2 separate regions of the Homo sapiens genome follow, and region 2 is linked to region 1. A link is a contact called in ENCODE Hi-C or POLR2A ChIA-PET data. All regions are on one chromosome and are shown on one strand. The core of a region is the stretch at or near the end of the contact, and the rest is flanking DNA. Distances in the headings are between cores, read along the strand shown.

Region 1 (4,809 bases), core at 1,556-4,055:
CATGAGATCAGCCAAAATGAGGGTGCTTCGGTAGCGGCCAGCCCTCGGTGTGCAAGGACGGGAGGACAGGGACAGTGATGCTGCCTGCGAGAACCCGAGAAACCTTCTGTGTACCAGGCATCGAGGCAAAACATGTGCCATGAGCAAAAGGGCACAGGCAGGGGGATAAATGATACATGTAATTAAGAATGAAGCCAGGCTGATCTAGCAAATAAAATGCATGTGGCCCTGGTGAAACTTCCAAAGCTCAGAAAGAGTTCCTCCCTAGCCTGGAACCTCTGGGCTGCCCTCTAAACTGCCTTGGTTCTTATCAGATCCATATCGTACAGAAACCTAAAACCCCTGCAACTCATGTTTTATTAAAACATGTTTAGCATTCTTTTTAAAGATAGGTTTTAACCCCAAATACCCATGAAATTAAATCTCCTATGCCACTTATCTGCACTGCTGGGCAAAAACTAAAGTTGAGCTAAACAGAGAGATAGCAAAATCAATAAATCACACGAAACAAGTAGCAGTTCAAAAGTTCAAAGATATGATGGCCAGTTCAGCGCGTCTTAGCACTCACCCAATAATAACTCGTCTCCGTCACTCTTCATCGTATAGACAATTTCATGGCATCATTTTCATTAGCCTGTCTCAGAGAAAATTGCTAGCTATTTATGTATACGCTCAAATAAATTAGCCATTTCATCGAGCAATGTGATTCTTATAAAATACATTAACACAATACTCGATTTTCCAGTTGCAGTAAATAAATAAATCAATACATTCAATACAGGGTGATTCTTTCACTGTGGCGCTACAGCTCTCAGCATAAGTGTTTTTATTGGGTTTATTTGTTTCAATAAAAATTGAAATGGGCCAGTGATCTCAGTGCTAGCATCTTAAAAAAAAAATCCATCCAATATTGGGGAAAGTATTGTGCAGAACATTCAAACTTATAATTTTATTCAAGAATCATTTTCATTATGTATTATTCCACAACCTGGTTCTGTTGGAAAATTTCACAAAGGGAAAGGGGGAAATCCTGCCAGGTGTTTGACTCTGGTGGCGTTTCTGTGCTGCAGACCCCAGTCTGAGGGTGATGCTTCTGAGAGACAGCAGCACTTGGCTGAGCTGCGACCTTCTGCCTGGAATGTGCCTCTTCCCTGGGCAGGGAGAAACGACAATGGGACAAGTGCCAGATGGCCTCCTCTGTCACACCTTACGGAATGCCATTGATTGTGGCTCAGAGAAGGCCATTTATTCCAACCTCTGGGGGAAAGACCGGGGTATCATGACTGCAGGGAAGAAGAGAGAGGTGTGCTGCTGCTGTAAATAAAATCAGGCCGAGGGCCTGCGAGCGACTTTGGTGGCGAAATCAAGACACACCAGGCAGGAGATTTTCTCCAAGTCACTAGCACAATGAAAAGGGAAATATGGTAGTGGATATCTGTTGTTTTTGTCTGCCCAACATCCATGCTCCCCTTTCTCTGATGACACTAGCCTGATTTTTCTTTTGGGGAAACGCCCATTCTCCACTCTCAGTCCTAATGGTTCACAGGAGGCTGATGCATCTCTCAGCTCCAGAGGGTGGAGCCATAACCCAAGTCTGACCAATCAGTGAGTTCTGCTCTGCCAGCAACACTGATTGGCTGATGGATGGACATGTCCCAAGAATGATACTCAACTACTAGCATTCCATAGGAACTATTGGGAGACAGAAAGGCTGTCCTTCTGCTGGCTTGCTAAACTTTTAAATGCATGAATCGGGCTTGCCTCCACAAAAAGAGAGCTGGCTGAACAGAGGCCAGGACACAGCGGCAAGAAGGTGAGCACAATAGCAAGACAGATTCCTAACAATGCTCACAGAGAACAGGCCTCCTCTTGGACTTGTCAATTACACAAGCCAATTAAATTCCCTTATTTGCTTAGCCAGCTGGAGTTGGCTTTGGGTCATTTGCAACCATAAGGTGCCACACAGGAGCCCAAAATAGATAGTGTTCTATATGTAGCTCTCCTACTCTACAATATATGTTAGCCTTTATGGGAAAGCAAACCAACTAAGCACACACAAATCAATTAACTCTCATAACTAATATTCAAAATCTGTAGGATCTCGTGTTTCCTATGTAATTAACCAGTTCATCAGCCATGCTCTCTTCCTGCTAATAATGGAGTTGGAAAAAGAAGTCAGGACCCACAGTCAGAAAGAACTCAAGATGATCTCAAAGCAAACTAAACTGGAGGTCTAAAAAAATCCAGCATGGCCAGGCACGGTGGCTCACGCCTGTAATCCCAGCACTTTGGGAGGCCGAGGCAGGTGGATCACGAGCTCAGGAGTTCAAGACCAGCCTGACCAACATGGTGAAACCCTGTCTCTACTAAAAATACAAAAATTAGCCAGGCATAGTGGCGCGCACATGTAATCCCAGCTACTCGGGTGGCTGAGGCAGGAGAATCGCTTGAACCTGGCAGGCGGAGCTTGCAGTGAGCCGAGATTGCACCACTGCACCCCAGCTTGGGCAACAGAGCAAGACGTCATCTCAAAAAAAAAAAAAAAAAATTCAGCATGAAGTCGAATACAAACTTAAGAAGTTCCTCTCCAGGCTCCTCATAGTTATGGTTCAGTCAGGGATGGACCAACCTATGAGATTAGGGGAATGGCCAGCTGGTTCACACAATAGGCCTCAGGCCTGGTGTGGAGTCCTTAGTCTTGTGGTCACTGATCACAAAAAAGCCAGTGGGAAGGGTAGGAAGGAGAAAGAGCTGCATTGGTCATTGAAACAAGGCCAACACAAACTTCCCAGCCCCAGCACTTTCTGAATCCTTTTGTGTAGAATTTCTGCAGATGCTGGAAACCCAGGAGGAACCAAAGTGAACATCCTAATTTAGCATTGGAGGAAAGAAAATAACTGAATGGAGTTTAGAGTCATGTGGATGCCAGAGGCCATAGGCAAGCTAGAAACAATATAGTAAGAATATTTAAGCTGGGATGGAGTGGGCAGGGTCCTGGCGCCTGCCTGGCATTTAGCCCTGGCTCCAGCCCAGCCAACCCAGCAAACAGGGCCTTGACTTCCTCTTCCTGGGTGGGAATGAACCCCAGATCAATTCAGTCAGCCTTTCTTGGGACTAGTAACCATAGTAACATAAACAATAACAAAAACAACAATAGAAGCTACCATTTATTCTTAAATATGCCGGCAGTTATACTAGTCACTTTACATGCATTTCCTCACCTAATCTTTACAATTGCCTTGCAAAATGCAGGCTGTTATTATTTCCATTTTGAAAATGAGGAGACTGAGGCTCAGAGAGGTTAAATAATCTGCTCTTGGCCACACAACAGCTAAGCAGTGGAGTCCGGATCTGAACCCAGCCCTCTGGCTGAGACACCTGATCCTTGGACACCATATTGGCATCCAACTGCTGCTAAGCAGGAATGTCAGTACCAGCCCCTGTTGCTCACACAAATGCCCTGAATAATGAAGCTGGCCTGGAGTACAAGCCAATCCACTATACCCCAAGACATCATGACTTAGATGGCTGGCTCCACTCAGTTGGAAGGGAGAGGGAAAGTGAGGAGGGGAGAAGACAGAAGAATAAAGGGAAACAACACCATGGCTGCCCTATTTCTTCAGCCTCAGCAGCATCAGTGTCAACCAGACTCCCCATGCAGCCCAGTGGATCCTCCCTTGCCTCTAACTGGGGGCCATGGGACTCAGAACAAGTCTTTTCTGAACGTAATCACAGGTTTAACCCTACTTAGCACCAATATTATATCCAGAACACATGTTGTCTGACATCTGTATAAAGAGAATTGCTTTAAAACTTGAACTGAGGAGCTGGGGGCCACAGAAGTCCACCCCACCAGACAGCAGGATTTTTTAACCTCAGTACTAGGAACATTTTGAGCCAGAAAATTAATTATTCATTGTGTAAGCTACCCTATGCATTGCAGAATGTTGAACAGCATTCCTAGATGCTAGTAGCACATGCCCCCACCGCATTCGTGACCTCCAAAAACGTCTCCAGACGTTGCCAAATGTCCCCTGCTGGGGAAAGTCATTCCTGGTTGAGAACCACTCATCTAGAGCATCACTGCCCAACAGAACTTTCTGTGACAACGGAAATGTTCTATGCCTACAACATCCAATAGGGTAGCCAATAGCCACATGAGGCTCCTGAGCACTTGAAATATGGCTAGTGTCACTGAGGAACTGAATTTTTAATTTTATGTAAGTTTAATTAATTTAAATAGCCACACATGCCTAGTGGCTGCCATATCTTGGACTGTGCAGTTTTAGAGGGGGTCATAGAATTTCCATATTCATGACAATCGGATCTTAAGCAGATGGATACTTGGTTTCCAGTACAAAATTCTTCATATTCATTAAAAATTGTATTTTCTTCTCAACGGAAATTAATAAACTCTAAAATTGAAAGTGTTTTTTGCGTTGGGCGCAGTGGCTCACGCCTGTAATCCTAGCACTTTTGGGAGGCTGAGGTGGGCAGATCACCTGAGGTCAGGAGTTCGAGACCAGCCTGGCCAGAATGATGAAACCCCATCTTTACTAAAATACAAAAAATTAGCTAGGCATGGTGGCGCACGCCTGTAATCCCAGCTACTCAGGAGGCTGAGGCAGGAGAATCGCTTGAACCCAGGAGGCGGAGGTTGCAGTGAGCCGAAACTGCGCCACTGCACTCCAGCTTGGGTGACAGAGTGAGACTGTGTCTCAAAAAAAAGAAAGAAAGAAAAAAAAATGTTTTTGGTAATGACTTTTTTAAAAATTCCAATCTTACTTTGAATCTTTTCATCAAATTTAA
Region 2 (4,809 bases), core at 918-3,417, 150 kb after region 1:
TGGAACAGTAGAGCATCAAAGCAGGGCAAGAATCCTGAAACTTTTGGAGCTGCCACAGAGAGCAGGAAGCTCAGTAAGTGTCAGGTGTAACCAGGAATGTGGTGCCCGATGATTGCAACCATACCTAGCAGAAATGCAGTGCTCAGCCCTAAGACGTGCACCTGGGACGTTAGTTTAATCAACTCAAGTCTAGGAAGCAGACACACTATTATCATCTCCATTTTGTAAATGAGGAAACTGGGCTTGGAAAGTTTAAGTAACTGACCCAGTTGCAGAGCCAGGATTTGACCCAGGAAGTCTGAGTCAAAGCCAAGCTCTTAACCCACAGGCTTGTCCCGTGGGAACAAGCTTCCTACCAAGCACTAAACAAAGACTCCTAAAGGAGCCATGGTCAGCTAAGATCAGGCCTAAAGCAACCTACCTTCAAGTAACACAAATTCCAGTTCAGACTGACTACATAATTTATGGGGCCCGTGGCATAATGAACACTTGGGACCCCTTGTTCAAAATTTTAAAAAATGTTTAAGAAGACAGCAACAGCAGAGCATTAAACCAAGTGTGGGTCCCTTCTAAGCGTCAGGTCTTGTGAGATTGGGCATGTCTCACACCCACGAATACAGCCCTGATTCTAAGTGTTTTATTTCTCCGAAACTTTACTCCCTGTACTTCAACTGTATTCATCTCCGTATAAGGTTCAATGTATGAGTCATAAGGAACATATATATGTGTGTATATATATATATATACACATATATATATGTGTATATATATATATGTGTGTATATATATATATGTGTATATATATACACATATATATGTGTATATATATATATATACATATATATGTGTATATATATATACACATATATATGTGTATATATATATACATATATATGTGTATATATATATATACATATATATATATGTGTATATATACACATTTAAATGGAACCAGCAGAGTCTAGGCAGGGTTGGAAGCACGTGTACCTTTCCCACTTTATATTTTAAATTGTCTAAGCCATCAAGTGGCAGTCCCTGGAATTGCATGAAGAGAGCTTAGGAGGCAAAAACCCATTCGGAAGGAACGAGATCTAACTGGATTCCAAAGTTCCAAACTTTAAGAAAGTTGCAAAAGAGCCATCTGAACTGCTCCACAGATTATGTGGATGAGCATTTATAATCTGGGAACGTTTTATCTGGATGGATTTTGCTAGTTTTTCCAAGTGATATCCTGAATGTAGGTATTGCTGCCTGCGGTTCTTTGGATTGTTCAACAAATACTTTCCAAATGTACATTATGTGCCAGGCAATGCGACGGGCCTTGGGGCCAGTTTTTGCCTCTGTGGAACTTACAGACTGAACACTGGGAAATAAATGTTAAACAAATGATTTTACAAATAGACATATAATTACAATGTATGGTCAAGTCTACAAGAGCTATCAAGTCTGCAGTACTATGGGAGAAAACAATAGGAGGACCCCATATTTTCAGCTGAGAGGACAAGGAAGGAAAACCCCACCAAAGCTCTCACTGATTTCACAGAGTTAATCTAGAAACCTTTGAAGTCTTCAACTTATACCATTTAGAATAATTTCTCCATCTACACTGGAAAAGGCAGGAAAGTTCCTATGTCTAGTATAATTCCAGGTCCCAAGCTGTACAGACAGACCTAATCCTACAGTTTAACTGTTCTCCGTATAACATTTTACAGGGATGCAAGGGAAGGAGGGAGAAGGTAGAGACAGGGAAAGAAGGAAGAAGCAGAGAGAGTGGGGAAAGAGAGAGAAGGGGAGAGGAAGGAAGGAAAACCAGAAAGATCACTACCTTCTGTCCACAGAATAGCTTTTAAGATACAACCATTTTCTTTTTTTATCCTCCTCCAAAAGCTTGAAAACACTCTTCGTACCACTCATAGCTTCTAACACTCCAATGTCTTAACATTATTTTAACAGAGCTTTGTGTGTGCAAATAATGCTAAAACCAGAAATTGTGCCTCTTTCCTTAGAAGCATCTATCTAATCTGATTGTATATATGTCAAGTCGATGTGTGCAATATGTATGTCAACAGTGCTTAAGTAATATCTTGTCTCCACTTGCTTCTGATTTCTTTGAATTCTCATATTAACCACTCTCATTTTTTTAAAACAGTGCTGGGATTTTCCCTCTTTGAAACTTGACAGAAACATAAGATATTTCAGTTCTTGCTATGAAGCACTAAGCACGCTGAAAACATCGCCAGCCCTTTAGTCTCATTAGCTTCCTTTAAACACCTACTTTGCTGGTATAAGCTAATGTGAACCCTTTTCACCCTGTTTAAATTCCAACATAAAATTTGTACACAACAATAAAACATGTGGCTCATTTGTCATGCTTCCAGAAGCAACTATGTCACTCACACCAAGAACCACGGGCTGGGGGTGCAGAGTGATTTTGCTCCCATTTCACATCACTCAATTGTGCCTTCTGTAGAAAAGCTTTTAACAACCACATCTGGCCTTTAATAAATCACTGCACTTTGTCTTCCTGCCAAAACTCCTCCTTTATCTAACTTACATCTTCATGATGAGATAGGAAATCATGCATTATGGTGGTGACAAACAATTGTAATTATGTCATTAGTAGCCATTTAGTCTACAAAGGTGCTCAAAAAGGAAATACAATGCAAAATAAGATATATAGGATAATACATTGATCACAGTTCTAATCCGCTTTTACTTCATGAGTGTAAAAAGCTGGCATAATTCTTGGGCACAGCAGGCAGTAATGGCACACCACTTTATGAACTATACAGCTATTTTATTCCCCTATCTACTTAAAAATAAAAAAGCATTTAATAGCTTGATTTAGACATAAAAGTTATTTGTGATGCCTCGCTGATTATAATATTTATTTTTCAACTGTTCGTAGAAGTGACTTTCTGTGTTAGGAAAGAAACTTGAATTATTTGGGTTTATGAAATTTAACAACCATACGTGTGTCTATGTGTGTACATACACATATGTGTATATGTGTAGATATACAGGTATGTACATAGGTTTAGGTGTATACATATGTATGTGTGTATATACACACAAAACACACTCAGACACATCTCTAAAGGAGTCAAACAACTTCACAGTATGATACATTCTCTAAAGCTCCCAAGTCATGAAGAAACAAAACTACAAACCAGAAATTTAAGAAAAGGTGACTACACTTAAGGAAAGTATAAAATACCCTTTATTCCACCATCTCCCACCATACATTTTAGAAACAAGAAATTCAAGCAAGTTTCAAAATAAGCAGCTATTTGGGTATACCTGAAGTTCTAAAATCCTATGCATTTCACTAAAGTCGATAAAAATCAACTCCCAGATTGCACACAGAACATAGTTCCAACATTCACCCAGACGGAAGCACTACTGACAACCAGGGCAGGGAAAGGGGGTTTGCAACCTTTGATAACCTACAACCTTCTGAGATGGAGCATGATGAAATTTCCTCTTACCACATCTCAACCTTTGAAAGGCATACACCTGAAATATGTAAGTAAAATGAATCCAAAAGCAGTGTGGTCAAACATTAGCAGGGGCAATTTTATGTATAACTACAGTCAGCCACTTCACTCTCTGCACCTCTTACAAACCTTCATTTTACTGGGAAATCTTTCCATGAAACTCTACAAATGGCTCTACGAATCATTTAAAAATTTCTCCAGTTGTTAATTTGAAAACGATGTAGCAAATGCCTAGTATGTTCCACATCAATCTGTGAATCCCAAGATAATTAAAATGTAAACCCAGAGACAAAAAATTGAAACTCAAAACACCAATGCCAAATCTAATTAATGCAGTGTTAATAATTATGACCATTATTTCCAGATACATAAATTTTTTCATGTGACAAACTTTCATTTTTTACCTCGCACTTGGCAGTGTATGTTTTCCTGGGAGGGTTTGGGGCTGAACCCATTAAAAAAAAATTTTGGCAAGTAGGTAAAAAATGTTTATGTCACCATAATATTGACGTAAATCTTATTGATATCATTACCTGGCTGATTCAACCCAGTGCTGGCATGAATGCAATGAAACCAATTATTTCAAATTTTTCATGGACTTAATCTGATAATCAGGTAGTTAGTGTATTGGGTGTTTCTAAGGCATACACCTTCTCTGTTTTATTAATTTATGTATGATTTTTTTTTTTGAGACAGAGTCTCGTTCTGTTGCCCAGGCTGGAGTGCAGTGGTGCAATCTCGGCTCACTGCAACCTCCAAATTCCTGGGTTCAATCGATTCTCGTGCCTCAGCCTCCTGAGTAGCTGGGATTACAGGCACGAGCCACCATGCCTGGCTAATTTTTGTATGTTTAGTAGAGATGGTGTTTCACCATGTTGGCCAGGCTGGTCTTGCAATCCTGGCCTCAAGTGGTCCACCCACCTCGGCCTCCCAAAGTTCTGGGATCAATGCCTGAGCCACCACGGCCAGCCAATTTATGTGTAATTAATGCTTTGTGTGGACTTTCATCTGAATACAGAACCTCACATTTTCAAAAGATGCTTGGGAAGTAAAAGAAGCTGAATTTTTTCCCCATCATTTTTGTTTTTAAAAGAGAACAATCTCCCAGATCAATGACCTACATTGTGTTAGATGTAGAACCCCCCTGCAATTTTTTTGAGGAAGAATTAGAAAATGACTATTTCAGACAAAGAAAGTAATACCCCAATAATAAACAGAGGCTTCAGGAGAACACATAAGGAGGAGGGAAGTCTACGTCTCATAAAAACAGAAGGATCTTCAGTCAAATTTACCTACATGCTGTCAGTTTGCT

Evidence for each region. Hi-C counts contacts between places; a loop is a spot of excess contacts on that map. ChIA-PET counts read pairs that join two places held with the same protein, here RNA polymerase II (POLR2A). Pooled maps may share reads with other maps.
Region 2: a map of Caco-2 shows a loop between it and region 1 (2.7-fold over the local background). The contact joins two enhancer-like sites. A Hi-C loop is called at or near these places in 6 of 168 maps with a recorded cell type or tissue (Caco-2, Calu3, K562 and 3 more) and 5 of 50 pooled maps. POLR2A ChIA-PET finds 5 or more read pairs at or near these places in 4 of 52 experiments (A673, activated B cell, activated CD8-positive, alpha-beta memory T cell and 1 more).

Annotation. Positions count from the first base shown.
Region 1 is chr3:71,246,211-71,251,019 of GRCh38, forward strand. All of the region lies in intron 5 of FOXP1 (forkhead box P1), which reads right to left. Among named protein-coding and RNA genes, the nearest start is that of FOXP1-AS1, 41 kb to the right of the region's middle. Within about 2 kb of position 2,806, at least 9 of the 41 ENCODE cell types and tissues checked have a DNase peak (open chromatin) inside an H3K27ac peak, as active enhancers do.
Region 2 is chr3:71,396,189-71,400,997 of GRCh38, forward strand. All of the region lies in intron 3 of FOXP1 (forkhead box P1), which reads right to left. Among named protein-coding and RNA genes, the nearest start is that of FOXP1-AS1, 110 kb to the left of the region's middle. RefSeq lists an enhancer at 1,488-3,470. Within about 2 kb of position 2,168, at least 4 of the 41 ENCODE cell types and tissues checked have a DNase peak (open chromatin) inside an H3K27ac peak, as active enhancers do.